Linked DNA regions of Mus musculus: regions 2, 3, 4, 5, 6 and 7 are each linked to region 1. Evidence: chromatin loops called from intact Hi-C (ENCODE). Cell type or tissue: left cerebral cortex. All regions are shown on one strand.

Region 1 (4,000 bases):
TGGCATAAGGGGATGGGAAGAGAGAACAGCTATTGGCCTACTCAGTGTATGGTTTTGAAGGACATAGAGGCATGCCCTCTGAAGGAGAAAAACAAAGTCTACACCCATGAGTTAGTAAGGAAGAGGCAGTGTGCAATGTGAACATCCTGGTGACAGGATTTGGTGTTTGCTGTACATGTACTATAATTTGAATGTCTTAAGTGCAAATGTCATCTAAAAATAGAGCAGGATAAGGGACTTATATCTGCAACATTTCAAAACTGTCCTTCAACAGAGAGAGGATGAATCTCCCAGGCTATCAGATGAAAGGTGGCCTTCTATGATTTTACTTCCCAGGTAGACAGCTAGTTCCCACAGTTGGCCTTTTATCTTCGGTGATCAGTACACCTGGATATGTCTTTAACTATTTTTCTATTATGTCTGAGTTTTTTAAAAGGTCGCATTTGTGATGGGCAGTAATGTTTAAATTTAAGACTATTACAATGAATTTTGCTGAATTCTTTCCTAAATTCGGTTTCTATGCCACACCCCTAAGTTGCCTTGATCATTTTGTTTACTGGCAATACTTTTCAAACAAATAATTGGACAAATAGTAGTACAATTAAAATGATTTTGAAAGCTATTATTCTAATCTAATTTTTAATACTCAAAGTGAACTCTATTCCAGTTATGAGTCTATAGAAACACAGGGACAGTTATGAGAGTTTATATTCAGGCAAAGATTATATCACTGACAAATTCAAGACATCAACACTCGGGGAAAGCTGCTAAAACGAAGCCAAAATTCCCTTCTGTAGTGAAACACTGCAATTCATCAGAGAACTGTTACTCCTTCCTCTAGGGTTGCCCACAGCAGCCTGTAAGCTGTTCACATGGACATTTCCTGCACTGTGAGGGACACAGAATATTGAGCTGCCACAAATAATTGCCTTTACTGATGGGCAGATTACATCATAATGTTGAAACAGCGCCTGTTCTCGTTTCTCAGGGAATTGAGACAGCGCCAGGAGTGAGCAGAGGGTCTTGGCTCCCATCCCTGTCATGCTTGTATTCTGGGGACTTACATTTCCTCTGCAGTTTTAATATGAGACTTGGCCAGTCGGGCCTAGTTCCAGTAGAGTTATCCCCATACTTCAGAAGATGAAAGATGGTCATGTAACATTATTAAGGAAATGAAATTTTTGGAGTTTCAGTATTACAGTGACATACAGAATTTGACACCATTTTGAAAGAGTCAGAACCTGAGGACCTTTGGGGTTCTAACCAGATGAATATCAAGACAGTCATTGTGACCACTGGGAGTGTCCTGGTTCAGGGAACCAACATGGAAAGAGAATCAATACACACGTTGAGTCATGTGTTAAAAATATAGCTTTGGATAAAATTATAGCGGCTTAATGGGTAGCTTCACTAGAATCTACAGTCTGACCCCAGATATTTGCTGAAGCCCCAGGACCTACCTGTGCTTACAGTTAATGCTATGAGGTGTGACAGCAGAGATGCTAAAGATTGTGCCTTTGGCCTCTTGAATCATTTGGAATTTCCTATTAATGAATGACATTTTAATGAATTCTCCTTTCCATTCTGGCTCTTTAAGCCTGCTGGACTATGATGAAAGTCTTTGCCTGACAGCTTCATTTTCTTTTTGGCTTGAGAGGCAGCTTCATTCAGCTCTAGGGAGGTGCATTCTGACTCCCCACAGATCTAAATCCCCAGCCAACCTCCAACAAGTCTAGGGTCCAAACAATCACCAGGGAGAGCTTCGTTTTGTAAGCTTAATTACACGTGCAGTGTTGGACCCAGGCCAGTAGAGGGCGATAGTTCCACTTAACTGAACTGTGCAAAGGGAATCTTGACAAAGTCTGTTGGGAGAAACTGCCAGGGTGTTGGAGAATTCAGCCTTGTTCCGGCACAGTGACTGCAGGGGAGAAGGTATTTTCAAGCAGAAAGAGCCACATTGGAGAGCATATTCACATGGGAATTAGCATTACTTGATTAGGAAACTACAATCTCATTACATAAAGTGTAGAGAGGGTTTATGTAATAGCCGTAGAGGGAAGCCAAGAAAGATAAGACTAGAAAAATAGTGGCAGATGGTGAATGGTCTCCAAAGCTCTGCAGAGAGGCTTTGGCTTGGTCTCGCATATATCAGGGAAGACTGTGGATGAGTGTGACAGGCTTGGAATCAAATACATTTCCTGGTAACTTTTGTGGAGTGTGTAATGAATCTTCCAGAGATGTCAGGGATAAATATGACTTTACAGGATTATAAAAGTCACAATTCAAAGCAGCTATGAATGTACTCTGCTTCACCCCATGCCCCCAACAGCAGGAGTATTTACATTTGATTTTTGCAACATAACTCCTCCAAGGACAGTTGTGTAAACTCACACCGGCTCTTTTGGAAGTAGCAGGGGTCTTCTTTATTCAGTTTTCTATTGCTATGATCGCCTTCTTCCTATTTCTTGTTGCAGCTTCTCTGAACAAGATTAAAGCTGTAGCCTTTTAACCAAAATAAGCATTCAAAAGTCTCACTACAATTTAAATTCTTGGCACAAAGCAGCCGTTTTTACCTAGACAAGCTAAGGAGTATGGAAAATTGGTAGAACAATTTGGAAGGGAACTTTGTACTTTCAATTGGCATCAATTGACGGTATGTGAATTATACTTTTTGTTTCTTGGTGTTTGGGGTACTTTTCCATCTCTTACAGTTCACAGTGAGTCCGGGAAAAATCAGAAACACCCCAGTGGCATTTTGATACACTTCTTGAAAGATTATCAGACAAATCAGACACACTCTTAGATATGATCCAGCTTATTTTTACAGCTTATAGTTTTGATTTATTTTCTCGTTGCTCTCTTCCAAGTTATTATTTTACTGGCAGCATAAAAAAAATTGGACCTATCAATCTATCAGAAAGTGCTTTGGACTCAGCATCATGCTCATTCACGTGCAGTCCAGCGTGGTTATCAAAGCAGCAAGGTTTTGTCTTTTGCAAATGACTGGAAATAACTGCAAGTCTTGAGCAGGAAATTGGGGCTCAACCAGGAGAACAAATTATGGTTTGCTATTTATTTTGAAACTGATTATCCTAAACTAACTTCTAGCTCATACCAGAGATGTCAAAGAAAACGGGATATGTTTCATATAAAATTAAGCAATTAACTTCAGGCAAAGAGTTCTGTCTGATTGTTGGTTGCATCTCTTAAACACATGGTCCTTGTTGAAGAAAGAAAATGTTTACCTTGTGTAGTCTATCATTGTTGTTATTCTTCTCACTATTATGTAGTAAGGGCTTGGTCATGTGGGACTAAACCTATACTCCAGATACACTGTATGAGGAGGAAAATGGGCCTACATTCATTATTTTCAAAGACAGGGCTCATGAGTCTTTGTGTAGAGATGAAAATTAACATATAAGCTGATGACTAGCCCCATGGAAAAGAATTACTCAAACATGCATACCTTTAATTTCGGTGGCATACCTTGCGCTGTGCTGTGCCATGGCTTTAAGCTGGGGGAAAACCTAATCCCGGACAATGGTAGGAGCAAGCACCAGACACATGGTTCTCACACTCAAGAGTGGAGCTTTTGCCTCAGATGTCTTCTGAGCTCCTGGGAAAGAGACTCGGCTAAAGAGCTTTGAGCTGAGGTGACATAATCTTTGAATGGGGACCCAGTCTTTAACTGTAGCACAAGGTAGACATTTTGCCGGTTCCAAGTGTAGATAGGAATGGCAGAAAGTACTGGGACACACAGAAATTGCTATGAGTGAGGGATCAGCCAAGTCCATGAAGACCATTCTCATTTTGGGGAGCAGGAGAGAACTAGGTGACCTGAAGGGTCTGCATTTCATTGAATGGGAAGGAAGCTACTGAGTGGATTGACCACTTGAGGCCTGGGTTTTGACTTTGGTATAACAGTGTCGTGGCTGAGGTGTTGTAAGGCAGCAGCATAGAGCTTCTCTTCTGGCAAAGGAGCCTTCCAGTCCTGTGATAG
Region 2 (4,000 bases), 630 kb after region 1:
GTTATAACAGACCTTCTGTCAGTCAATCTGTCTCTGGGTATGGGTGTGGGTGTGAGCACCTGATCTGCTTTGGAGCGCAGTTGTTAACCAAAGGATTATGTATCTCTGGCAGGTTAATGCTGATAGGGCCCCACCTCTGCTGGACCCAATGGTGGCCCCAGTTAGGCCAGGTAATAAAAGGGTGGTGTATTATCTGTAAGCCTGTAGGTGATGGATCTCCTAGAAGTCAAGCTGTCTCAGTGTGGAAGGGTGTCAAGAGCACCAACTCTGCCTCAGGCTGAGTTGTGGGTGGGCTGGAGATTGTGTTTTTATATTTATTTTTCTAGAAAGTATCTTTATCTTTCATCCATTTGTTACTTATGATTCTGATGTTTTATTTCCATATATATGTAAAAATTTTTATTTTTCTATTTTCATTGGTTTATAGATGTATTCTGATATGGTTAGAGAAAAACATTTTGTATGATTTTAATTATGAATATATATTGAGATTGTTCTTTGACCTCACATACTATTGAAGACTGTTCCATGTGCTCATAGAGAGAGTGTATGTGTTGTTGTTGAGTGGGCTGTGACATAGATGTCTGCTATTCCAGTTGATCAGAATAGTATTGCTTGTGGTTGTAGATTTTATGACGATATCTGTGCTACTGACATGCACATTTCTGGAGGTAGAAAATGAAGTTTGCAGTTGTCACTATAGAAATATTTTTGCACTTAATCCTTTTAATCTACTTTTTATATTTTGGAGCTCTGCTCCTTAATTTCTTAGGTACATACTTATTATAGCTTCTTTATGAATGACCATTTTATTATTATAGCTTCTTTATGAGTGAACATTTTACTATTATAGAATATCCACAATTAATTCTTATGATATTTGTATTAAAGTCCTTTTTTTGTTTGTTTTTTTCAAGACAGGGTTTCTCTGTGTAGACCTGGCTGTCCTGGAACTCACTCTGTAGACCAGGCTGGCTTTGAACTCTGAAACTCACCTGCCTCTGCCTCCCAAGTGCTGGGATTAAAGGCGTGCACCATCACACCCAGCTTAAAGTCTATTTTATCTGATATTAGTGCCATATGTCTTTTAACCATTATCTATGCAATTATTTTTTTCTGTCTCTTCTGTCTAGTTTAATGTCCACTCAACACAAATTAGAGTCTTTTGGGGAGAGGGATTCTATTGATAAAATGCCTCCATAAGATGAGCCTGTAGACAGACCTCTAGGAAACATTCTAAACTAGTGACTGATGTGGATGGTCCGGCCAGTTGTGGGTAGTGTCACCCCTGAGCTGGTCCTGGCTGCAGTAAGAAAGCAAGTTGTTCAAGCTGTGAGGAGCAATCAAGTAAATAACATTCATTCATGGCCTCTACATCAGTTCCTGCCTCCAAGTTCCTGTCCTTTTTGAGTTACTAGCTGTGATATACATCACTATCCTGTAAGCTAAAATAAACCATTTCTTCTACAGGTTACTTTTGGTCATCGTGTTTTGTCACTGCTATGGAAAGCCTAACTAAAACATTGCCCTTTGACTTCACACCTATTTTTGTATTTTTAATCTAAACTAACTCTCCTTTAAGAGGCATATAATTGAATACTGACTTCTCCATACCACCATCCTCTCCCTTTAAAGTGGAATAACAAGGAGAAAGAGGAAGAGGAAAAAGGAGAAGGAACAAAAAGAACAAGAACAAGAACCAGAACAAGAACAGGCTCTATCCCGCCGAAGACAGAAGAGAGGAAGATCACTAGCAAACACACAGGAATGATGGGCTTGAAAATGTGGAGAAACAACCTTCAGCGAGTGGCAGAAAGAGTAGGCTGCTTGAAATATGGCTAGCTCCAGGGGTGCCACATGTGCTAGGTGAAATGTGGCCAGATCAGAAGTGCAACGCCATTGGCTGCAGAGATTCTATTCTGGTTGAAATGTGACATGATGAGCTTCAGTGACAAAGCTGAGTTTCACTGAAGTGAATAGTATAACCTCCCTGCTATCACTGTGAAGCTTGAAGACTGTGGAACACAGTACCATACAGGCAAGCAATAGCATGGCTGTATAAGACAGGAGCTATAAGGCAGTCTCATAGGTAAATAGAACTGTTTTCAGACAGACTATTAAAACACAGGCAAAAAAAAAAAAAAAGGAGCCTGGATCTGAGTTAAAAGAGAACACCCCACAGCAAAGGTAAACACAGCCCTCCCACAACCCACCTCCACAGAACCAGGAACATTGAGGGAAGCAGCCTGGAAGCATGACTATTCAGGACAGAGAAGAGAAAGCTGCAGCTGGCAAGTGGGCGCAAAATACTAAGAGAGGCATCCCTTGTTCAGAATAGGGAAGCACCTACCAAAAGATACATCTGACACAAACATTTTTCTCAGTAGGAGGGGCATCCTGTCTAAGTTATTTGTGTTGTTGATGAATAGCCATCTTCCTACTTGCTCACACAGCTATATGAAATATAATGTGGGGAGCAGGGCAAACCACATCCCTCCCAGCTAGGAAGAAATGCTGATAGATGTTATGAATTTGACTTCATTTTCTTATATTCTCTTTGCTCTAAAATGTATTTTATGAATTCTTTGAGAATTTCTTACAATGTATATTTATCACATTCACTCCTCTCTACTCCTCCCCTTTCCAAACTCTCAACCATCCATCCTTTCCAACTTTGAGATTATTCTTCTCCTTCTGTTCCTAACTAGTCCAGTTTGTGTTGCCCAGATGGTCTTGGGATTGGAGGTGCCCTGGAATGTAGTTAACCTACCATGGGTCACATAATTAAAAAATAGAAATAGATAAATAGATAGATGGATAGATAGATAGATGGATAGATGGATGGATGGATAGAAAGAAAGAAAGAAAGAAAGAAAGAAAGAAAGAAAGAAAGAAAGAAAGAAAAACTGAACCCCCAGAAGCTATCTAATGCTAGTAACTCCTTAGCCAGTAGTGGTTTTAGTGTCCTCCTCTACTTCTCTTTGTTGAGATTTTGTCTGGATGGAGTAACCCAAATTCAATGCAAGCTGCCAAAATCACTTGGAGTTAATATACATGCATCTGCCCTGCTTGTAAATCATGGTTTATTTGATGTTATCCATAACCACTGTCTCTTACAGTCTTCCCACGCCTCCTCTTTACACCTTTGTATTTCCAATGTTTAGTTGTCCTGATACAGCCAATGCCTTGCCTTGAGATGCCTTGGTGACTACTATCTGTTCCTTTTTGCACTTACTCTCTACTTTGTCTGCTATTTATCATATTGCTAAGGAGTATGCTTTATCCTGTTTCTACTTTACTCTTTTTCCCTACTTACTCTTAGTTTCAAACTTTTTAAATATTTGTAATAATTTAATATTTTTCATAAAATAGTTTTAGAAGCTCTAAAAGTCTATAAATTATATTTTTGAGCAGTTTCCTGGCCCTCCTTTCTTGAATCATATCAGGGGCTATAATAGAAGTACAAAAGTATTTTGCTGAATGCTACAGGGCAGACCTGTTGTTTAGTCATTGTTTCTATCAGTGCCCACCTTCAATAGAGATAAGTTTCCATGAAAATTCACAAAAAATAAAGTCATGAGAATAAGGAAATGAAAACACCAGAGTATACATCCATTCCAACCCTTATCAGACTGCCGTGAATAACATGGAAACAGAGAGAAGGCTACCATGGCAGCTCCACAAGGTCTCAAATCTCTTCAAACCAGGAAAAAAGCAAAGAGGACAAACTAGCTGAAATGAATCAAAAAGAATCTAGAATTCTACTTTTCAAAGGAATGATGCATATGTAGAGGGCTAGAGAAGAGGAATGAAGGATGAAAATTAAGATGACGTCATAACCAGCCAAGAGGATGTAAAGCTTGACAATGCAAAGGAAAGACCCAAACTGAAGGAATAACTTAGCAAGGAAACCGAGACTCTGAAAAGGGAAAAAACAAAAATGTTGGAAATAAGGCAACTAAACAATCAAAAATGGAGTTGAGCCAGGCAGTGGTGGCGC
Region 3 (4,000 bases), 940 kb after region 1:
GTGTCTCTGGGCTGCAGATACTAAGTGATACACTGCTGAATTCAACCCACACATGAGTGTTATTTAGACAAAAGCCAAAGGATCTACATAATGTCTGTGTGGAAATGCCAGGGCTTCAGGATTCAGTTCAGTATTCTTATATATCTTCTTTCCCCCAGTCCTTTCTTACATAGAACGCATTTGAGGATATTTCATTAAAAAGAAGAAATTATATGGGGGAAGTTAGTTTTGAAACATCAGTATGTTTCCTTTGGCTAGATTCCAAATGATCACAATGGCCATAAGAGATATAAGTTCATACTAATATATCAATTAATTATCTCAACATTCTCAAGGCCTTGTTGGTTGGGGAATTTGAGGATTAAAAACAACAACAACATTGATTTGGAACTTCAGGGCCTACTAGGGGTTGGGCAACAGGTGTGATTTTGAGGGCAAATATGAAGAAAGCCATGCTCTGCCCTAACTCGGCAATGAATTGTTGAAGATAGCCCTCACCATGAATCCCAAGTCTGTGATGGATAGTACTGTTGTACTGGGCGAGCATTGAGTTAGGCAAGGGCGGAGCTCCAACTCAGAAAAGGAACGTGGTAGGGGCGGCATGACACCAGAGGAGGTGTACAGCACACTGAGAGAAGAGTAAGGGAAAGAGGGAGGGGAAAGGAAGGAAGGAGGGGGGACAAAATGTCCCAGTCAGAAAATGCCATGTGCCACTAGTCTTTGGTTCCAGGCCCTTTCCAAAGTCCAGTCTCACTCCAAACACTCCTGTACTTGAGCACCTGATGTTTTCCTGAGTGGGTGGGCTCATACAGCTGTCTTTTTAATGTTTCTAAACCAAGAGTTGATGAACGTAACTGTATGACTACTGAAAAGAGTATAAAACAAGATGTTTATCCATCTTACACAAATGGAATGGTTTCTGGTAACTACGCCAATGGCAACTAACTCACTACCGCTCTTGACTGAGCCTGCTGGACGGAGATTGAGTGACAGGTCTAAGCACTTGATTTGGATCAAAAGCAAAACTACTGACTGGCAATATTCCTGTCTCATTCAAAATGACTTTAATGCTACTCTAAAGGGGGGAAAATACTCTTTTTTACTGTTTGGGTGGTTATCTGTTCTGTAGTGCCCTGTGAATGAGAAACTGTGACTTTCAGGCTCAAAGCAGTAAGGCATATAGTGCCAGCTGCAAGTTAGTCTTCCTCCATATTCTGTTTGGGCAGAATGCCAGTGTTCACCAGGTGACTCCATCTGCCTCATCAGCCCAGCTATGCCCCCATGCTCCACGGAACTCCATTGCAAGTTATCAGCTGCACTTAACCGATGAGAAACTTAGGCCCGCTGGACTCTCCAAACAACCTACATATCCTTTGATTCTGAGGGGTTTGGGCTTGCTTCCAGGATCCCAGGCAATACTTCTCTCTGCCCCCAGGAATGAGTGCTGGAAATAACACGGTGACCAGCCTCCTGGTCCCAGAGCAGCTAATCACAAAAGAAACTGGCAATTCCACCTGAGACAAGCACTTTTGGATCCAGTTGGTCACCATGCCAGGAGGTGCAGAAGGAGAGACCCCACTGTGGCAGCGAGAGGTACCAGCCATCCTCAGGATACCAGCCTCAGATGTGTACTTCTTCCCAGCCCAGGCTCTGGGCATTACAAATGGAAAAGTTCCCAAGAGAAGCCTAGCCCTAGAGACTGTCATCAGCAAAGGATGAAAACCTCCTGGCTGAATGCGCCAACTCCCAAAGCAGTGTAAGTTAATACATTCTTGCTGTTTAAACTCGAGAGTCATTCTCTGTGCTGTTGGCTACAAGAAAGTGACTTCCAGGATCACTCGGGGATTTTTCAGCTGCTTGGCTAGAATCAATTCATCCACTCACTGCAGAATTAGCCAGATGACTTCTGAGCCTTTGGAAGCAATGGAGGTTAAAGCATTACACAAGCCTTCTGCCAGCCTGGATTTCTTCCTTCCTGTTGGCATCCAGGGGCAGCTCCTTCCCACCAGGATCCTACAGCACGAACACACCCAGTGACTGCTGGTCTCTAGGAACAGGCTCCAGGGCACTCTGGCTTTTCCTGGAATCTTGCTGTGCGCAGGTGGCTCTGTCTTCTTTGAGAGGTGGCACCGAGCCGACCGCCTGCCTTGATTTTCTTGCTGCCTCTTCTCTCATAACTTGGTAGTCTGTTCGGAACTGAGTACAGACAGTGCTGTAGAGGTAGATGGGAGTCATCCCACCTGCCTACTCTGTTACTTACAGGAAAAATGTGTGTTCTGGGTGCGTGCTGGTCTAGCGTCTTTCCTGAGTTAACCATGCCCTGTTAAGATCCTCAGTTGTCATCTGCTTCCTTGGCTGTATCTACTGCAGCATTCTAAGTTTGTACTCCAGAGGATGGTTACACAGAATCCCGATGAATGGCTCCCCCTAGTGTACTGCAGCGCATCACAGCAGCACTGTGCTCAATGCCTAGTGAGCACATTCATTCAGAGATATGTGTAATATATTTTCAGAGATAAATTCATAGACACATATAATATATCTTCATTTGGCATTCACAGAGCACTTAAGTCAATAATTATGTGTTATTTATGTCTTTAAGATATCATTTTTTCATAGTTTTTCCTTCCAAGAGCTCTATAGCCAGTTAAAAATGATCACTGCTAAGTTTCTATTTGCTTTCTGAGTTTATTTTATTCAAGATGTTCTTGTATAATATAGAGAATAAGTGAGGAGGGATTAGGAAATGGGGAAGGTGATAAGGAGATGAGAGGAGAGGAGAGGAGAGGAGAGGAGAGGAGAGGAGAGGAGTGGAGAGGAAAAGAGATACAGGATAAGGAAAACAGGAGAAATGTTTGGGAGTAGGGAAAGCTTCCCATATGGCAAACCTAGGTTATAATTTTGCTTATTGTCTAAAAAAATTCAATTGCAGCTAATTAGGCAATATACAGTCGTGAAGCTAACAGAGATGTGTGTAGAGTACATTTTGCTAAGTCATCAAGGACACCAATCCACTATGCATTCTGTAAGCATTTTACAAAGGAATATTGCCATTTTAGGATGCTTAAGGCTCTGTAAAGTCCTAGGGCAGAAGCAAACCATTTCAAAAGCCTAGTTGATTTTGCTTAACTCCTATCTATGATTTTGTTCATACAAGAAAGTATCCGAGCTTCTAGAGTGGTATGTGGAAATCCTCTGAGGACAAAGTGACTCAGTGCCGGGTGAGTCTCCACTGTCCCTGTGTCATGTCAGAAGCCCACAGTGGAGTAATAACATCTTTGCCCAAGTGGAAAGCCATGGTCCTACAGAACACTTTGTAGGAAAAACACCTTCCTAATAGTCTCCTTAAAGAACTACTAGTGTCTCTAAGGGGCCTGGGCACCTTGAGGACATGGGATACTTTGTGGCCTGAGTGTCACAGTGGAGCATTAGCCCTGAATGGGCACTGGATCAACCCTGGGTAGTTGATGCTGAGTGCCACCATGGTCAACTGAGGGCATTGCCCTTAGCAGAACTCTCTATTAGACCTAAGAGTAATATATGATTGGTTGGTTTTTGACAACTTAACAGAATCTAGAAACATCTGCAAAGAGGGAACCTCCATCAAGGAATTATCTCTGTCAGTTTGGCACATGGGCATGTTTATGGGGACATTTTCTTTATTAAAAGTGGATGTGGAAGTCCAGCCCATCATGGGCAGTGACTCCCCTGGGCAGCTAAAAGAAAGCAAGCCGAGCAGGTCATGGAGAGCAAGCCAGTAAGCAGGTCCCTGTAGTCTCTGCTTCAGTTCCTGCCTCCACATTCCTGCCTCAAGCTCCTGCCCTGGTTTCCACAGATGATGGGCCTGGAAGTTGCTTTTGGTTTGGATGTGTATCACCATGACAGAAAGCAAACCAGGACAAATATGAAGTACTCTGGGAAATCGTGGCTCTCCTGTTATGGACTTACTGGCCTGCAGCTGCTTCTTCTACTGCGCTACTCTAACATCTTCACCCATCAC
Region 4 (4,000 bases), 120 kb before region 1:
GCCACTGCTTAATGTGAGAAAGGCCTATGGGAGGACCAGCCCTTTGAAGCAGAAGTGGGTGGCAGCTACTGCATGTGGCTGGGGTGTGGTCTGGGATACTGCATGCCTTCTGTATCTTTCCTCTCCCTCACTCCCTTGGCCCTTGGGAACACCCCACTGCTTTTGGACGGTGAGAGTTCTGCTGTGATACAAGAAGCCAACCTCGGGACTCCCCAGAGAGTGGGGCAGAGGAGCAGCACTCTGGAACCACAAAAAAGACACGACCATGTTCCATCTCGTCTGCCCATGATGCAGATTCAGCTGGGGCAATGGCAAGTGGTTTCTGCCTTGTCTTGTCTCTCACCTACACCTTTCTAATAATAGCTATGGCTCTTTTTGTTTCTTTTCATTAGAGATTAGCAGCATAGACAATATATCTTGTTATATACTTACTTGTCTATGGAACTCAGAGTAAATGATTTCCTGGGAGGGAAGATATTGTGCCCAAGAGCACACAACTGGTTTAGTTGGTCTATCTATCTATCTATCTATCTATCTATCTATCTATCTATCTATCTATCTATGCATCTATCCATCTATCTGTCTACCTATCTATCTACCTGCCTATTCCTTACTCCAAAGGTGGTCACCATTCTGACTTACAGTTTCAGCAAGGAAACTTGCGTCCTACCACACTTCCTGGCTATTTATGTCAGCTACAAACCCAAAATGGAGTTTGTCAAGCATTAGGCACATAGATGTCTTTACTTCCTTCTTTACTATGGTAACAAATTGTGCTTCTAAGTATATAATGTACAACAATAGATATTTATTTTCTCTTTGTTTCTTTGGGTCACACTCAAGTTTTCTTTCTTTCTTCTTCTGTTTTATTTGAGACAACTGTAGACCCATATTTAGTTGTATGAAAAAGTAGAGAGAAACCAGTGTGTCTTTTACCCAACTTTTCACAAAAAAAGCATCTTTGTTTTTTAATATTTATTTATTTTATTTTTAATTAGCATATAAAATAACAGATTTGCCCATGACATTAAAATTTTATGTGCGTGTGTGTGTGTGTGTGTGTGTGTGTGTGTGTATGTGTGTGTGTGTGCTCGCACACTGAGAGCATAAGAAATATCGACCATGCTGAGAGTTTTATGAGTCCTGGGGAATGAATTCAGGGATGAGCACAGGCCTATGCTTGTAAGGCCAAACCTTTACTGACTGAGCTCCTGATGGAATCTCCATACATACTTGACTGTGTCCCCACTCCCATCTCCCTGCCTGTATTCCTCCATCTTCAGTATTTCCTTTTCAAATCATCCAAGCCTCTTGTTCCTTTCTTATGATCCTCTTGATCCATGCTTATCAGACTCCACTCCCACAAATACACATACGTACAATTGAGAAACTTGTATCCACACGTGCTGCTCTTCCAAGAGACAGCTCTATAGGAAGAACTACAGGTGCTGCTGGTCTCTCCTCATCCCCAAGAACAAGAAGGCACTTGCTCTCAAATACTTGCCTACCACCTTCTGGAATCTAAGACCAAGTATTCTCTTACATTTTGAGCCAAGAACTCTTACCTGTCTCCTGGCCTGTCTCTCTCCTTGCTATGTCAGAAGGTCCCCAGGGAGATGAGAGAGACTGTGAGTTGAGCATCGGTGGCAAGCATGCAAAGATTCACACCTATGCAATGAAGTCTCTGTAAAATCTCAAGCAGTCAGGACGTGAATGCTTCCAAATTGCTGGGTATAAGAAGGTGGCCCAGTGGGAGAGCAGGAAAGCTGTGCAACCCTCCCAGGAAGGGGGTTCTGCTGGACAGGTTTCTGCTCCTTCCCCACCTCCCCCCACATATTTGGGGCTGTGGAGCACTTCCCTTTTGCTGTCCATCTTGATACATCCTAATAGCCATGATGATATGTAGGGTCAGAAGTGAGTTACTTTAGTGGGCAGAGCTAAGAGACCTAGGTAGAGAACCATTTCCACACAGTGGCCAGAGTGTTGTGCTATGTATACGGGAGTAGTGTCCCTGCTCTGGCTTTCATTCCCTCTGTGATGGAGGAAGTTTCTCTCACGTTAGGCAGGTTGGAGTTAAGGATTTTTGTTGTTTGGTTTTCAAGCCAAAACACATAAAGCTCAATGCCTTGGCAAAAGGAAATTTGTTTAAAAGATAGAGTCTAGGCTTCTCCCACACATACAGCCCTTGCTCTGTCCTCTGGAGGAGTGAGCCTGTGAGATTCCAGGCTCCCAGCCTTCTTGGCAGGTACCCGGGGCAGAACCTTAGATTACAGGGCTTTAGTTGACTGGCCCTCCAATTGTTCTACAGTGAGTGTGACAGTGATGGATAGACCACGAATTTTAGAGAAAAGTGATTGATTTTTCTGCCAGACAGCCATTTTTATGTGGTCCTTTATCATATACCCTCCAAAAAGAGTGAGACTTCTGATTTAGAAGCAAATGTTGGAATAAAAATTTACTGCTAGCAGGCACTCTTAATTTGTAGCCACTAGAGGGGGGTAGTGACTAGGTTTCCTTGTCCTTGGCTGGTGAGGGAGACCCTCCTTTAGCAAGATATGCCAGGCTCTGCCAAGAGCAGCTCAAAGAGACATGGTGGATTAACTCTTAAGGAGAAAGAGCCCAGCAAATGCCTGCAATCACTGTCAGCTCTTCCTGGTCCAGCCATACCTCAGAGTTGAGGAAGGACAACTCATTTCCCCAGGGGTATTTCTTTCTTTTTAAATATTTGTTTGGCAGCTGCACATATATACACACCATTATAATTGCATTCAACCCCTTTTATTCACTGGCAATCCCACCCTTTCCTTTTGAACCCTTTATTCTTCCCAACTGGTCCTCAGTGGCTATACCATTCAAGAAGATGATGTCCCCACCTGCAACAGCCGTTTGCTCTCCATAGCTAAGGGGGTATGCCTGACAGCATGACAGTTTTTACAGGAAGAGCATGTGTCCAACTCGGAACCTTCTGAGCATCAATGTGATGCCTCAAGTAGAAAGTTCCACAAACTCTGCACCTCACTGCAATGGGATGGGTTTCAATTAAACTACAAGTACACTAAGGGGATGCAACTGTAGCTGTGTATGCAAGGTATATGTAAAATAGAATTAATTTGGGTTTTAGACGTGCCTTTTGTGTCCAAGAATAATGTATGTATGTGGTTGTGTCTGTATATGTATATATTTTGGAAAGATTTGAAATCTCAAGCACCCCTTGTCTCAAAAATTTTAGTCAGAGCATCTTTGACATCATAGCCTAAGATTGCCATAAAAATGAAACTTGTGCCAGCATTAACTCTGGGGACCAGTGTCTTAATAGGCACATGTGGTCTGATATATGACGTTATGAAGAAGGGATGCCTTTTAGGTACCAGAATAAGCATGATAGCTGTTAAAAATCACAACTCTGCTGGATAGACACATGTAGGACTTCTTTTAATATTCATATCCTTGTATAAAAGTAGAAGGTGCTATATAGAACAAGGAAGCTATCAAAAGGAAGAAGGGACAAGAGAAGGTAACAGAAGGGCAAACAGACACATGCCATGTGTTCCCATGTGCAGAATGGGGATGGAGAATGAGGCCAGGTCGTGGATGTGTATGCAGAGGATCAGAGTGCAATGATATACATATATGAAAGCTTAATAAAGAAACCCATTATTTCATATGACCACTTCAATTAATTATAGAAGTTAAAACCACAGTAAGCACTGTTACCTTTAAAATAAATCTCTGTAATCACAGAGACCTATGTTAGTCCACAAAAATATCAGCTTCCAAAGAAGCTCAGAGGATAATGGCCTGTGCTGGGTTTCTTGTGCTTTTCCTGCTTCTGCTATTCAGGCAATGCCATTTATCTCTCAGGCAATGTTATAATGATTAAAAAATCAATTTGTGTGAAGTGCAGTCGTGCATGTCCTGTATTCCCAGCACAAAATAGACTGAGGCAGGAGGATTGAGAGTTCTGCCACAATGTGGGCTAGGTAGTAAATAGATGAGAATT
Region 5 (4,000 bases), 86 kb before region 1:
GGATATCATAGAAAAGCGATAGAATAATATAGGGCACATTTGTCCAATCTAGGTGGGCAGATGTATCAATATCAATTGAGTTTTAAGTTCTTTGTGTGAGTATTTTATGGGTTGAGAATTTACTGTTATAAATCTGACTGATAAATTACAAGCCTCTAGAGTCTTAATTATAAGGGGCCAGTGGTTTAGAGCTAGCTACAGGGTCTAGCAAGGGGCAGATGGCATGGGAAGATACAAGCAGATCATTGTCAGCAAACCGAGGGAAACGGGGCAGACCATCTCTTGGGGACATACATGGGGGTGTTGCCAGTGAGTAGCAGGTGTTAGTGTGGATTGTTTCTATTATTAATTATTACATGCTACAGGAAGGAGTCATCTGTGAAGGGAATACTGGGAGATGGAGATGCTGTCTTGGTGATGGAGCAAGGGAAAGTGGGATCCTAACCATGTGCCAATGCAGGGAGCTTTGAAGACAAGTAGCCAGATCTGTTACATACATTGTTTCTGAATTCCAGGCTCAGGTCTATTTGATGGCCTCTTTCCACCTCCCTTTTAATTCATTGTGTTTATTTATTTGTTTTATTTTTGCCTTATCTTGCTGATGTTGGAAATCTTACATAGAATCCCATATATGTGGTAGGCAAGCACTGTACCACTGAGCCATACATAAGCCCTTCACTTGGGCATTTATGACCATAAGCTGAACTCTTGATATTCTGGGACTTTGAGTTTCCTTTTGGAAGAAAATCTAGGAAACAGTGTAAAGACCCCAAGAAGAGTGAAATGGAAAGAGAAACATACTATCTGAAGAAGTATGACAGAGAGTGGGCCTGGAGAGTCCTCACTCTTTGAAGAGCTGGGCTGATAGTATTATTCACCAAGCTTTCACTCTTCAAATCACCTCTGAGGAACTAGCTTCCTAGATCTGACAGGGTTTTACAAGTATGTGAGTGGCTAAAAAGTGTCATGAAAGGATCTTGTAGAGTAACCACAAAGCCCTCATATAGGGGACAAGAAATAGAAGTTGTGGAGACCAGATACTGCCAGCCCGTACCCATGGCAGTCAGTTGCCACAGCAACTATTGGAATAGGACTTGTGGAGAAGATATGAAAGATAGCAATATCTAAGAGTCATCTTTGTGCTTTATCATCATCCCATGTTAGAGTTATGCATAATTTACCTGGAATCTAGTTTTTAAGATATCTATGATGGTTAATCTCAAATGTCAACATGATAGGATTTAGATTCATATAGAAACAAACCTCTGAACATATATGTGAGGAACTATCTCAATTAAATTGAGGTGGAAAGTCCCACTTTAAAGGTAGGTGGTGCCATTCTATGGACTGAGATTCCTAAAACGTAAAGGAGAAAGCATACTAACATTCCCATTCTATGACCAGTCACCTCCTGCTCCTGGTAACATACCTTCCCAACTGTGACAGCCTGGATACCCTGAGAACTGTAAGCTTAAATACGTTGGTACCTTCCTCCCTTTCAGCTATGAACATTTATATCTGTTCCAAAAATCATTCGTATTAAAACAATATTCCCTAAAGCATGCAAACACAAATACCATTATATGGAAAGCATGAGTTATATTTATACATTTAGGAATATACATGTATAAATATTTATGTACTTCAAATAGTAACTAAAGAAAAAGAGACCATAAAATTGAGAGTGAGAGCAATGGGGGTACATGAGGGATCTGCTGGAACTGAATGGGAAAAGGTAAATGGTGCAATGGAAATGATATAAATAAGAACAAAACCCTTTATGCTCAGGGACTGGAACGATGGTTCTAGTGGCAAATAGCACTGTGTCTGCTCTTCCAGAGGACCTGGGTGTGATTATCATCACCCACAGCTCACAACTGTCCCTGACTCCAGTTCTAGGGGATCTTCTGGCCTTTGTGTGCCTCAGTCTTCCATGTGGTACACAGATCTAGAAATGCTGGCAAAACAGTCACATGGATAAAAAAATAAATCTTTTATTAATAAAACCACAATTTAATAAAGATGTTAAGCCTTTAGATAGTAAGTAGATCATGAGAGATTGCCCCCATGAATTGCTTAGTGACTTCTGGAGAGATTAAAGGACTAAATTTGTCCCTCACCCCTTCTACTGTGTGAACATACATCATCTGTCCCCTTAGGAGGATGTGGAATTTCAAGCATCAACCTTGAAGCACATGTTATGTGCTTACCATAAAACAGCAAACTATAGCAGATCTATTCATTTGTTTTTGTCTCTCCTTTCTCCAACTAAATGTTATTTCATGACAGCAGAGATTTTGTTTTATTACATGACATTCCTCCAGTACTCAGAATAGCATCTGACTCACAGCAGATAAAAACTGCCCAGGGAGGATCCTGCACAGGCAATGGAGGCACACTAATCCAGTTGGACAGCCTTTAGTATCTTCAAAGAACAGATACCAGCGAAGAAGTGGAGGGTTCCAGAGCTGGCATGTGTCCTAAAAGATGTCACGCTTCGGGTCTTGTTCTCTGTCCTTCAGATACTTTAAGTGCTTAGGCAATGATGGCTTCATGGCCAAGAAGGTGCCAGTTGCTGCTAGCTCAAGTCTGAGGTATCCTGGCACAAAGCCCCAAGTCATCTTGTTCTCCAAGATTCTGACCGTTAGAGCCATAATGCAAATGAAGGCCTTCTGGAGCACGCCCTCATGTAGTTTTTCTTAGTACATATGTAGTTTCTCCTTTGGGGACAGCATGCATGCTTTTCTATGAGTATAATAAATTTTTCTAAAATAGAAGACAGAGGTAAAATTCAGCACTGATTTTAGACTTCTGATTTTTTGGACCGAGTCACATTTTAGGAAAAGGAAAGGCAAAAAGGCCTTGGCATTGGGTTTCAGAGGAAATTATAGAACAATATGAAAACTAGGTATGGACAATGACATGCAAAAATCAAGGTCCTGCTCTATTAAGAGAGGATAAAATAACAACTGACAGTCAAATCTGGTCAACTGCTTGTTTTTATAAATAGTGTTTCATTGGCACACAGCCTGCTTATTATTTAGAAATTGTCTGAGGTTAATTCCATGCTCTAAGGACAGAGCTGAGTAGGTGTGATAGGACAGTGTGATCCATAAGGCCTAAAATGCTCACTGCTTGGAAATCTACAGATAAAGTTTGCTGACCAATGATATAGAAGGAAAGCTGTGTATTGGGAACCCAACTAACCTAGATTCTAGTTTCTGCTCTGTAGCTTAAGCTGTATCTATATGAGCAACTGGTCGACCTTCAAAGAGCTATGTTTTGTTTTGTTGTTTTGTTTTGTTTTTGTTTTTAACTTTTCATACAAGGTATGATCTGGGTTTATTTACTCAGATGGATGTTGACTTGGATGTCTGTAACCTAAAAGAAGACTCACAAATTTGTTGAACAACAGTAACTGAAAATAAGACACTGAATTTTAGTAGGAATATGTTCAGTGTCTGTGAATCAAAGGGATACAGAGGCAACCAGATGAAGTAAACCATGAGGAAACCCTGAAGGCCTGCTGTTCCTTGCTGTTCATTCCAAGAATGGCTCTTAATGCGTGTCTTACTTACTTTCCTCATTCCTTTGACAAAATATCTGACAAAGGGAATTTAAGAAAAAGGGTTATTTTGATTCACTGTTTGAGGATGTAGAAGCAATGGCTGCAAGAATAAGAGGCAGATGGTCATATTAGAGCTGCAGTCAAGAAGCAGAGAGAGATGAATACTTGTGCTACACTCAGTTTCTTCTTTATCCCGCCCGCCCAAAAAGAAGTAGACTCACAATTCCTTGTTACAACCTATCTCTCTGTTATAGAGTTTGTAATTTGCATACTGGGAAACCAGACAAAGACACACTATCTCAGAGAGAATGGTCTTCTACCAGTAGGCCTCTGTGTTGTGTGTGAATAGGAAGGAGGGAGGCCGAGGTATTGATCCCTTAGGCTGCACAGCACATTTTTCTGAGACCCTTGGACTTTGCTTAGGCAAAATCC
Region 6 (4,000 bases), 270 kb after region 1:
TCAAGCAAATTAATAGATACCAAACAAGGACATGCAGAAATTTAATATCCTTCCTAAATTAAGAAAAACATAAATTGAATTTTATGTTTTATTATGGTCTAGATATCTAATAAAATGACTTTATTGTATAGAGAATATGTCTACATGACAACCAATAAAGGTTACCATCATCATTTTTTTAGATCTTAGGTGGAAAATGCTCTTATATTAAAGAACATTATCTAAAATGGTCACGTGTAGCTTTCAAACAGACTTCCAGAAAGAGCTGCACGCAGCAGATCCTCGTGGATTTGAATGTGTGTGGAGGATACAGGTGTTTGTTTCTCTGTTTTTCTTCTAGAAGAGTTTTCATAAAGGAAAAAAAACTGCAGTAATCATGCCTGCAATTCTGGTCATTTCCTGTTCCAACACAAGGCTTGTACAAGATGGGAACAAAAAAAATGAGATGAATATGAGAAAAATAAAAGCAAATTTACTTTTCCTAGTTTTTTAAAATGTTGTACTCTTATCTTTTTGCCAATAATTTAATGGTCAATTAAGATGACCCAGAAAAATAAACACAAAAAGTGCAAACTTATTATATTTGATTATATAAATTCACTTAATTATAAAATGAAGACATAAGAAATAGGCACTTTTCTATGCAACACTAATAATTACAGTGACAGCTTAAAAGCCCTAAGTCTTATCTTTGTATGCTCAACTTCTACTATGGTGAACAGCACAGAGTGGCCTCTAAACATGTACTTAATGCTTTAACTCAACTGAAGGTGATCTGATGATGGTTTTAATTCCAATAACCCCAAAATAGAACCATGATTAAGCAGTCTGTGTGCTTACCCACAGTGTATGCTACATATCTACCTTCAGGTGGTTTACAGAGTGGCACATTGCAGTCATGGACTAAGCCATTGGAAACCCAAATCCTCTTCACAGGCAGCTAGGACACATGGAACTTCTCTCTGTATTTTGTGTTAAGGCTCATTCTTAGTTATTATTCAGGGGGTCTTATCTTAATTCTCAGTGTTGATCCTGGATTTCCATTATTGTGAAGAGACACTAAAACCACAACAATTCCTCTAAAAGAAAACATTTAATTGAGTCTGGCTTACAGATTCAGAGGTTTAGTCCATTATCATCATGGTGGGAAGCATGTTGGAATGCAGGCAGTTGTGGTGCTGGAAAAGAAGGTGAAAATTCTACATCCAGATTGGGAAACAAGAAGAGAGAGTGATACAGGGCTTAGCTTGAACATCTGAAACCTCAAAGGCAGCCCATATAGACACACTTCTTCCAATAAGGCTAAACCTACTCCTCCTAGTAGTGCCACTCCCTATGGTCCTACAGAGGCCATTTTCTTACAAGTCACCACATTCCACCCCTGAATACCTTACACTTGTAGCCATATTATAATACAAAATGCATTTAGTATGACTTCAAAAGTCCCTATAATCTATCAGGGTATCTGAACAGTTTAAAAATGCAAATTGTAAAGGCTCTTAGACCCCCTCCATCTCTTCACTGTATTCTCCAGTTATGTTCAACATATCATGGCACAGGATTCAAATTACCATTCCAAAATATAAGAAAGGGTACATAGTGAGGAAATACTGGATCAAGCAAGACCAAAGAATAAAACAAAACAAACAAAACAAAACAAAAACAGCTGTATAAATTTTAAACTCTGTATCTCATTGTTTGATGTAAAAGTGCTCTTCAGATCTCCAAACTGCTTTTAGCTGTGTTGACTGCAACACACTTCTTTCTCAGGCTGGTTCCACGTACTATTAGCAACTCTCCTTATCAGGTATTCCATGGGTCTGGCATCTCCAACATCTTAGCGTCTCCAAGGTAATCCAGATCTCCCCTTCACAGTTTCCCACAATAGCCTCTCTGGGCCTCCAGGCAGGGATATTCTTGTCATATATTTGGCTTCTGCAGCTTTTCTTAGTCATGAGGGAAGATTCTACAACCCTTTCTTGTATCCTTGACTCTATATCTAGAACCATGATACCACAGCTGTCAAGCTCTGCAGCATGCTGGGGCTGGAACGCAGTTTCTTGTTCAAATACATTTCACCAGCTTTCGGTTTTTCTTTTTTTTTTTTTTCTTTTTTTTCCATTTTTTATTAGGTATTTAGCTCATTTACATTTCCAATGCTATACCAAAAGTCCCCCATACCTACCCACCCCCAATCCCCTACCCACGCACTCCCTCTTTTTGGCCCTGGCGTTCCCCTGTACTGGGGCATATAAAGTTTGCACGTCCAATGGGCCTCTCTTTCCAGTGATGGCCGACTAGGCCATCTTTTGATACATATGCAGCTAGAGTCAAGAGCTCCGGGGTACTGGTTAGTTCATAATGTTGTTCCACCTATAGGGTTGCAGATCCCTTTAGCTCCTTGGCTACTTTCTCTAGCTCCTCCATTGGGAGCCCTGTGATCCATCCATTAGCTGACTGTGAGCATCCACTTCTGTGTTTGCTAGGCCCCGGCTTAGTGCAAATTCATCTGGAATAACAAAAAACCTAGGATAGCAAAAAGTCTTCTCAAGGATAAAAGAACCTCTGATGGAATCACCATGCCTGACCTAAAGCTTTACTACAGAGCAATTGTGATAAAAACTGCATGGTACTGGTATAACGACAGACAAGTAGACAAATGGAATAGAATTGAAGATCCAGAAATGAACCCACACACCTATGGTCACTTGATCTTCGGCAATGGAGCTAAAACCATCCAGTAGAAGAAAGACAGCATTTTCAACAAATGGTGCTGGCACAACTGGTTGTTATCGTGTAGAAGAATGCGAATCGATCCATACTTATCTCCTTGTACTAAGGTCAAATCTAAGTGGATCAAGGAACTTCACATAAAACCAGAGACACTGAAACTTATAGAGGAGAAAGTGGGGAAAAGCCTTGAAGATATGGGCACAGGGGGAAAATTCCTGAACAGAACAGCAATGGCTTGTACTGTAAGGTCGAGAATTGACAAATGGGACCTAGTGAAACTCCAAAGTTTCTGCAAGGCAAAAGACACCGTCAGTAAGACAAAAAGACCACCAACAGATTGGGAAAGGATCTTTACCTATCCTAAATCAGATAGGGGACTAATATCCAACATATATAAAGAACTCAAGAAGGTGGACTTCAGAAAATCAAATAACCCCATTAAAAAATGGGGCTCAGAACTGAACAAAGAATTCTCACCTGAGGAATACCGAATGGCAGAGAAACACCTGAAAAAATGTTCAGCTTTCGGTTTTTCATGGTTTCCTTCACTGCATAAGCTTTGCTGTCTTGGAACTCAATCTGTAGTCCAAGCTAGCCTCAAACTCAGAGATCTGTCTACTGAGATTAAAGCACACCACGCCTTAAATTGTTTTTAACTCCTTTTCTCAAGATGGAAGCTAAATTGGGTGTAATCTTGCTCTGCGGTCACCACTCACTTTATTACAATTGGCATCAAGCTTTTAAAAAAAAACCTCTTTATTGTCTTAAATACAGGACTTAGCTCCAGTAATCTTCCTGGTTCCCTTTTCCTCTTCAGTCTGTACTTTCTGTAGTTTTCCTTGCTCAGCTACTCCTTTTCATTGTAGATCTGCATACACATGGCCTTTAATAACCAAGCAACACAGTCAATACTAGGATGCCTGGAAATTACCTCTGACAAAACTGTTAATCCACAACTTTTCAAATTAACCTGGACACTTTGTGGGAGCTTTGATGGTCCTGAGGTTAGTTCTTTCTCAGCCATTCAATTAAGAGTCATTTCTTATGATGATAGAAAACAAAATACAAAAGCTTGGTTCTAGTTGTTTAAATCATATTTTATCAAGTTTCTGGGTGAATTTTAGAATGTAAAACTAGTATTTCTCAAATTCTGTTTTTACAATTGTTCACTATACCTTATCAAAGATTTGACTTGGGAGGCTGTGTGATTGCTGAAGTCACACATATGCCATTTCATGTACGTAACTATAGGTTTAATTGTCATTTG
Region 7 (4,000 bases), 920 kb after region 1:
TGCAGGGTCAGTGGCTTTCTGAGCTTCCACAACATGGTGGTACAAAAGAAATCACTATGGATACCGGCCTTGAGAGTACAGGGCCAGAACTGACCCAAGGACACCAGATCCTGATCCTTCAGCAGAGCCTTCATTCTCTCCAGGTGCTGTGTGGTCTCACAGCAGATGGCCAAGCGAGAAGACAGAGACTGTGGTGTTCCTCCTAACTCCCACCCTTGGTGACCTCTATCCAGGGTACACCTAAGACTACGGCCTGCCACATTCACTGTACTTCCACTCACAAAGTCAAAAAGAGCAAGTCAAGAGAAATGCTGCCCACCTGCATTGAACAAAACAGTATTTCTGCAAGGGCATTAGTAAACCCAAATATAAGCCATCCAGTATAAGCAAACCCAAAGGAACTGTACCACAAAACATGAAAAGAACAGGACCCTTTAAAATCTATTATTGTCTCTCCCTAAAATAAACAGTGTCATCCCTTACTCTACTACAGTTGCTGTTTGTACTAGCCGTTCACAAACGCTGGAGCTTTCTTCTGCCGTGGGATCAGAAATCAGGATTATGCATTTGCTTTTACATAGGAACTGATGCTGTAAAATGCTTTGGGTACAAACATGCATCACCCAAGGAGTTGGTATTGCTCTTCAGGACATCCCTGGGTAAGCAGGGCATGGGATAACTCCATATAACACAGAAGGAAGGCCCTCAAAGTGAGACTTAAACCAAAATCAAGCACTCTGCACCAGTGCTGAGTGCCTTCAACCTCAGCCACTGTACCACGCTGCCTCCCCAAGGTGGATTTAACCTGTACACTTGCCATGTTCTCAAGCTAGCTGCTGAAGGAGGGAATGATGAAAATAATGAATTTGCCAAATCTTGACCCAAGTATTTAAAAAAAAAAAATCCTAGTAACGATGCCAGCCTTCTTGAACCCACAAACACACAGCCATGACTGGCTTTCAATAACTATACAGCTGCAGAAGAGGCTGGCCCCACAGGAAGGCTGATTTTGCTGTATTGTCTGTCTAAACCCCAAACTTCAAGCACCCCAAACTCTTAGAGGTCATTAAGCAACAGGGAAAAGATAGTAAGAAAATATCACTACATAATTCAACAACTAAATCCCATCGTGGCAAAAATATCACAGAATCCTTATGAAGGGCTTGTTAAAATTAGGCCTATTAATCCAACTTCTATAAACTTGCCTTATCCGACAAAGTCACAGAAAACGAACCCAGAAGATAGTCCACACGTAAATGCCTCAACTTTATTTCTTCTAGGCACAAGTTACATCCCATCCATTTGGTGCATGGAAGAAGGTAAAGAGATGCCAGCAGGCAAGGTTAAAGCTTGGGCATCCAAAACACGACGCAGCCTGAAAAGTGACAGAACCACGAAGTGCCACCCTCAGTGTTTGCGGCCAAGAAGGGAAAAAGCACGCTAAAATTTAATTATAAGTTTGGCAACTTTCTAAGTCAGGAAACCTGGGTATTTCGAGCTCCAGGAATCGCTCGCATCACCAAGCAAACCATCCTCCGAAGTAGCGGCTGGGCCAGGGGTAAAGAGTGGACTGTGGATGCAGGCAGAATCCAGTCTCCTCGGCGCGGACCAGCCCGCCCGCGGCCAGCCGAGCAGCTGTTGATCTCGGGGCCATGTTTTTAAAAGCCCGGGCGGACCGCGGGGCAGAGGATGTGTGGAGCTGAGCCCCGGAAGGAGCGGGGAGGAGTAGGGAGGAGGCAGGAGCGTCCCGGGAAAAGTCAGAGAGGGCTGCTAACTGGCTCACCTAGCAGCAGCGTGCTCCAGGTCCGGCCGCGCCCGCGCCGCAGGCCCAGCGCCCAGTGCAGCCCGGCCGCCAGGCGGCCCGCGAGGCCGTCCGGGGCGGGCGCGGCGGTCCCTGCGCGGGGTCCCTTCCTGCCCGCCGCGCCCCTGCGCCCCGGCGACGGCGGCGTGCGCTCCGACCCCAGCTCCCCGGCGTCCACCTCGGATGCCCCGCTCAGTGGCGGCGGCGACGAGCGGGCCGACCGGGGCGGCCTGGGAGCCGCGTCCCGGTGCTTGCTCCGCGCCTGCAGGACCATCTTGGCATAGTCGCGCCCGCTAGCTGCGCGCGCCCGGACGGCGGCCGGGATCCGCGGACTGGCGGTCGCTCACTCTGGCCGGCGAGGGCGGGCCGGGAGGCGGGGACAGCGCGGGCCGTGTGGCCGCTGCCTACCGCGTGGCGGCCGAGAGGCGGCGCCGGACTCCCGCGCCTCCGCCGTTGCCGCTCTCGGGTTGCCAGGGCGACAACGGAACGCCGCGGGGCGGAGGCGGGGACAAACTGCGAGCGGCGCGGCCCCGCCCCTCCGGCGCGCGCGCCCGGGCGCGCTCCAGCGGCCAAGCGCGCACGCGCGGGCTACCAGCGGGGCGGGACCGGCGGCCAGGGGAGTAGCGTGGACGACCTCCCGGAAGCGGCAGTGCGCCCTCGGGAACCGGGGATCTGGCTGTGAGGCGGCGTGGCGCGGGGCGGGAACCTAGTGGCCACGGAACGGCGCCGTGGGTACACTCCGGGGTTTCTGTGCATTAGGCTTGTGCAAGAAACTAACGGGGTAAAAGTGTGACCTCGCCACTCAGAACAGCCAGGTTTCTGGTTCAAGGATGAGAAGCAGGGAGTGGACCGAGTATTCAAATAAGTGTCCGGTAGGTCGGAGCGAGGATGTAATCTGAAGGCCTGGGTAGGAACCCAAACTCAAGTCATAAATGAAAAGGGCCTGTCAGGGAAGGTTATCCACGTGTTACTTTTACCTCATGTATACTGAAAGTATGGAAACCGGCTAAAAGATGTGACACTTGAAAACGAATTTTCTCATAGCAGGATGTAGGAGTTAATGAAGAAGCCCAGGGAAAGAAAAAAGAAAAAAAAAAAAAAAGAATATGTTCCAAGTTAACCTTCCTTGCCTCCAGCCCATTGCTATTTGCACAAAGCCTTGGAGAATTGCAGCAGCGAGACTTATTTCTTGGCTCCTGTCCAAATGAGCTTGTTCCAAAAAGTCTGGATGCTGGAAATCAAGGCACATCGTTTCACTTTTCTCCACAGTAATTACAGGGGTTTCAGGAGGCTCTGGCTTCTATTGCTCACGACTTTATTAATATGAGCATTCATTAACTCAGGCACAAAGAATGGATTTTGTTAAAGGACTCACCGCTATATTACACTTTGTAAGTTTCCTGAGTTTGATTATTAAGTTATGTATTGAAAACAAGGAACAACTGTTTAAGACACCTCTATTTAAAAAAATGATTGACAGTGTCATACAGGGGCTTATATTGTGAAATAAGGTATCAGGTTGATAGAGTGTTATTTCTAGGGTTGATACTAAATTTATAACCTACCAGATTAAAAGAAATTTACTTCAGTGTCTGCCAAAGACAATAACAGTAATTTCATCACTAGCATACTTATTAATTAGAAGACACACGGAGCTACAGTATTGGATTGCTTGTCCCTGAGATGTGGGGCATGCTTCCCAATCAGTTTTTCCATGGAGTGTCACTGGTTATATCACCCACAATCCAGGGCAGTCCTTGGGCCCACCAGTAGTTGGCTAACACACAAAAAAACGAACTCTGTGGTTATGTTGTTTGTGGAGTTTTTGTTTTACTTTGACATTTTTGTTGTTGTTGTACTGATCTTTTGCTTGTTCCAGGTTTCATTTTTGTGCTTTTGAGTGGTATTTTAAAAAGATTTGGGAGGTAAGAAGTTGAATGATAGGGAGGTTCTGGGAAAAATTAGGGAGAGGAAAAATGATCAAAATATACTGTATGAGAAAAATTAAAAGTGTGTACAAAAAGAAAAAAGTTTCCTAGTGCTTTCTGGGCTCTGTGGGGGAAAACTTGTGGTGGGGGAGGGGCGACTGATTAATTGGTACAATTCTGTTAGATGATTTTCTTGTTCAGTAAATGAATGGATGAGTACAGGAAACAGCATAATCAAACATGATGTTCCTAGCTCTTGAACATTCTCCAC

The links. Peaks named below come from ENCODE experiments on the same cell type or tissue, not always from the same donor. Only the 100,000 strongest peaks of a DNase experiment are listed, where the experiment ranks them.
Region 2: it touches region 1 in a loop (5-fold over the local background); 2 of 42 quality-filtered maps call a loop at or near these places.
Region 3: a loop joins it to region 1, with 8 times the contacts of the local background. A loop is called at or near these places in 16 of 42 quality-filtered maps.
Region 4: a loop joins it to region 1, with 5 times the contacts of the local background. A loop is called at or near these places in 9 of 42 quality-filtered maps.
Region 5: a loop joins it to region 1, with 4 times the contacts of the local background. A loop is called at or near these places in 2 of 42 quality-filtered maps.
Region 6: a loop joins it to region 1, with 2.1 times the contacts of the local background. A loop is called at or near these places in 2 of 42 quality-filtered maps.
Region 7: a loop joins it to region 1, with 8 times the contacts of the local background. A loop is called at or near these places in 16 of 42 quality-filtered maps.

Annotation. Positions count from the first base shown.
Region 1 is chr9:23,579,406-23,583,405 of GRCm38, forward strand. Gm39311 (a long non-coding RNA gene) reads left to right here and starts at 1,869. Exons shown (of 3, transcript XR_870585.3): 1 at 1,869-1,932. In left cerebral cortex, a CTCF peak has its summit at 1,811 (motif pointing right); DNase peaks (open chromatin) are centred at 838, 1,036 and 1,947; H3K27ac peaks cover 2,617 bases.
Region 2 is chr9:24,209,569-24,213,568 of GRCm38, forward strand. All of the region lies in intron 3 of Npsr1 (neuropeptide S receptor 1), which reads left to right. Among named protein-coding and RNA genes, the nearest start is that of Npsr1, 110 kb to the left of the region's middle. In left cerebral cortex, no CTCF peak of the experiment used is centred here; a DNase peak (open chromatin) is centred at 2,269; H3K27ac peaks cover 1,812 bases.
Region 3 is chr9:24,514,623-24,518,622 of GRCm38, forward strand. No RefSeq gene overlaps it. Among named protein-coding and RNA genes, the nearest start is that of Dpy19l1, 13 kb to the left of the region's middle. In left cerebral cortex, a CTCF peak has its summit at 2,434 (motif pointing left); DNase peaks (open chromatin) are centred at 1,347 and 2,364; H3K27ac peaks cover 999 bases.
Region 4 is chr9:23,460,894-23,464,893 of GRCm38, forward strand. All of the region lies in intron 13 of Bmper (BMP-binding endothelial regulator), which reads left to right. Among named protein-coding and RNA genes, the nearest start is that of Gm39311, 120 kb to the right of the region's middle. In left cerebral cortex, a CTCF peak has its summit at 2,488 (motif pointing right); DNase peaks (open chromatin) are centred at 47, 2,246 and 2,494; H3K27ac peaks cover 946 bases.
Region 5 is chr9:23,493,143-23,497,142 of GRCm38, forward strand. No RefSeq gene overlaps it. Among named protein-coding and RNA genes, the nearest start is that of Gm39311, 86 kb to the right of the region's middle. In left cerebral cortex, no CTCF peak of the experiment used is centred here; DNase peaks (open chromatin) are centred at 2,464 and 3,718; H3K27ac peaks cover 2,634 bases.
Region 6 is chr9:23,851,012-23,855,011 of GRCm38, forward strand. No RefSeq gene overlaps it. Among named protein-coding and RNA genes, the nearest start is that of Npsr1, 250 kb to the right of the region's middle. In left cerebral cortex, no CTCF peak of the experiment used is centred here; a DNase peak (open chromatin) is centred at 1,913.
Region 7 is chr9:24,501,056-24,505,055 of GRCm38, forward strand. It overlaps Dpy19l1 (dpy-19-like 1 (C. elegans)), which reads right to left and starts at 2,085. Exons shown (of 23, transcript NM_001359948.1): 1 at 1,784-2,085. The coding sequence starts at 2,075. It overlaps LOC115487153 (a long non-coding RNA gene), which reads right to left and starts at 1,478. Exons shown (of 2, transcript XR_003948106.1): 1 at 1-1,478. In left cerebral cortex, CTCF peaks have their summits at 808, 2,199 and 3,577; DNase peaks (open chromatin) are centred at 708, 1,655, 2,241 and 2,979; H3K4me3 peaks cover 2,913 bases; H3K27ac peaks cover 1,748 bases.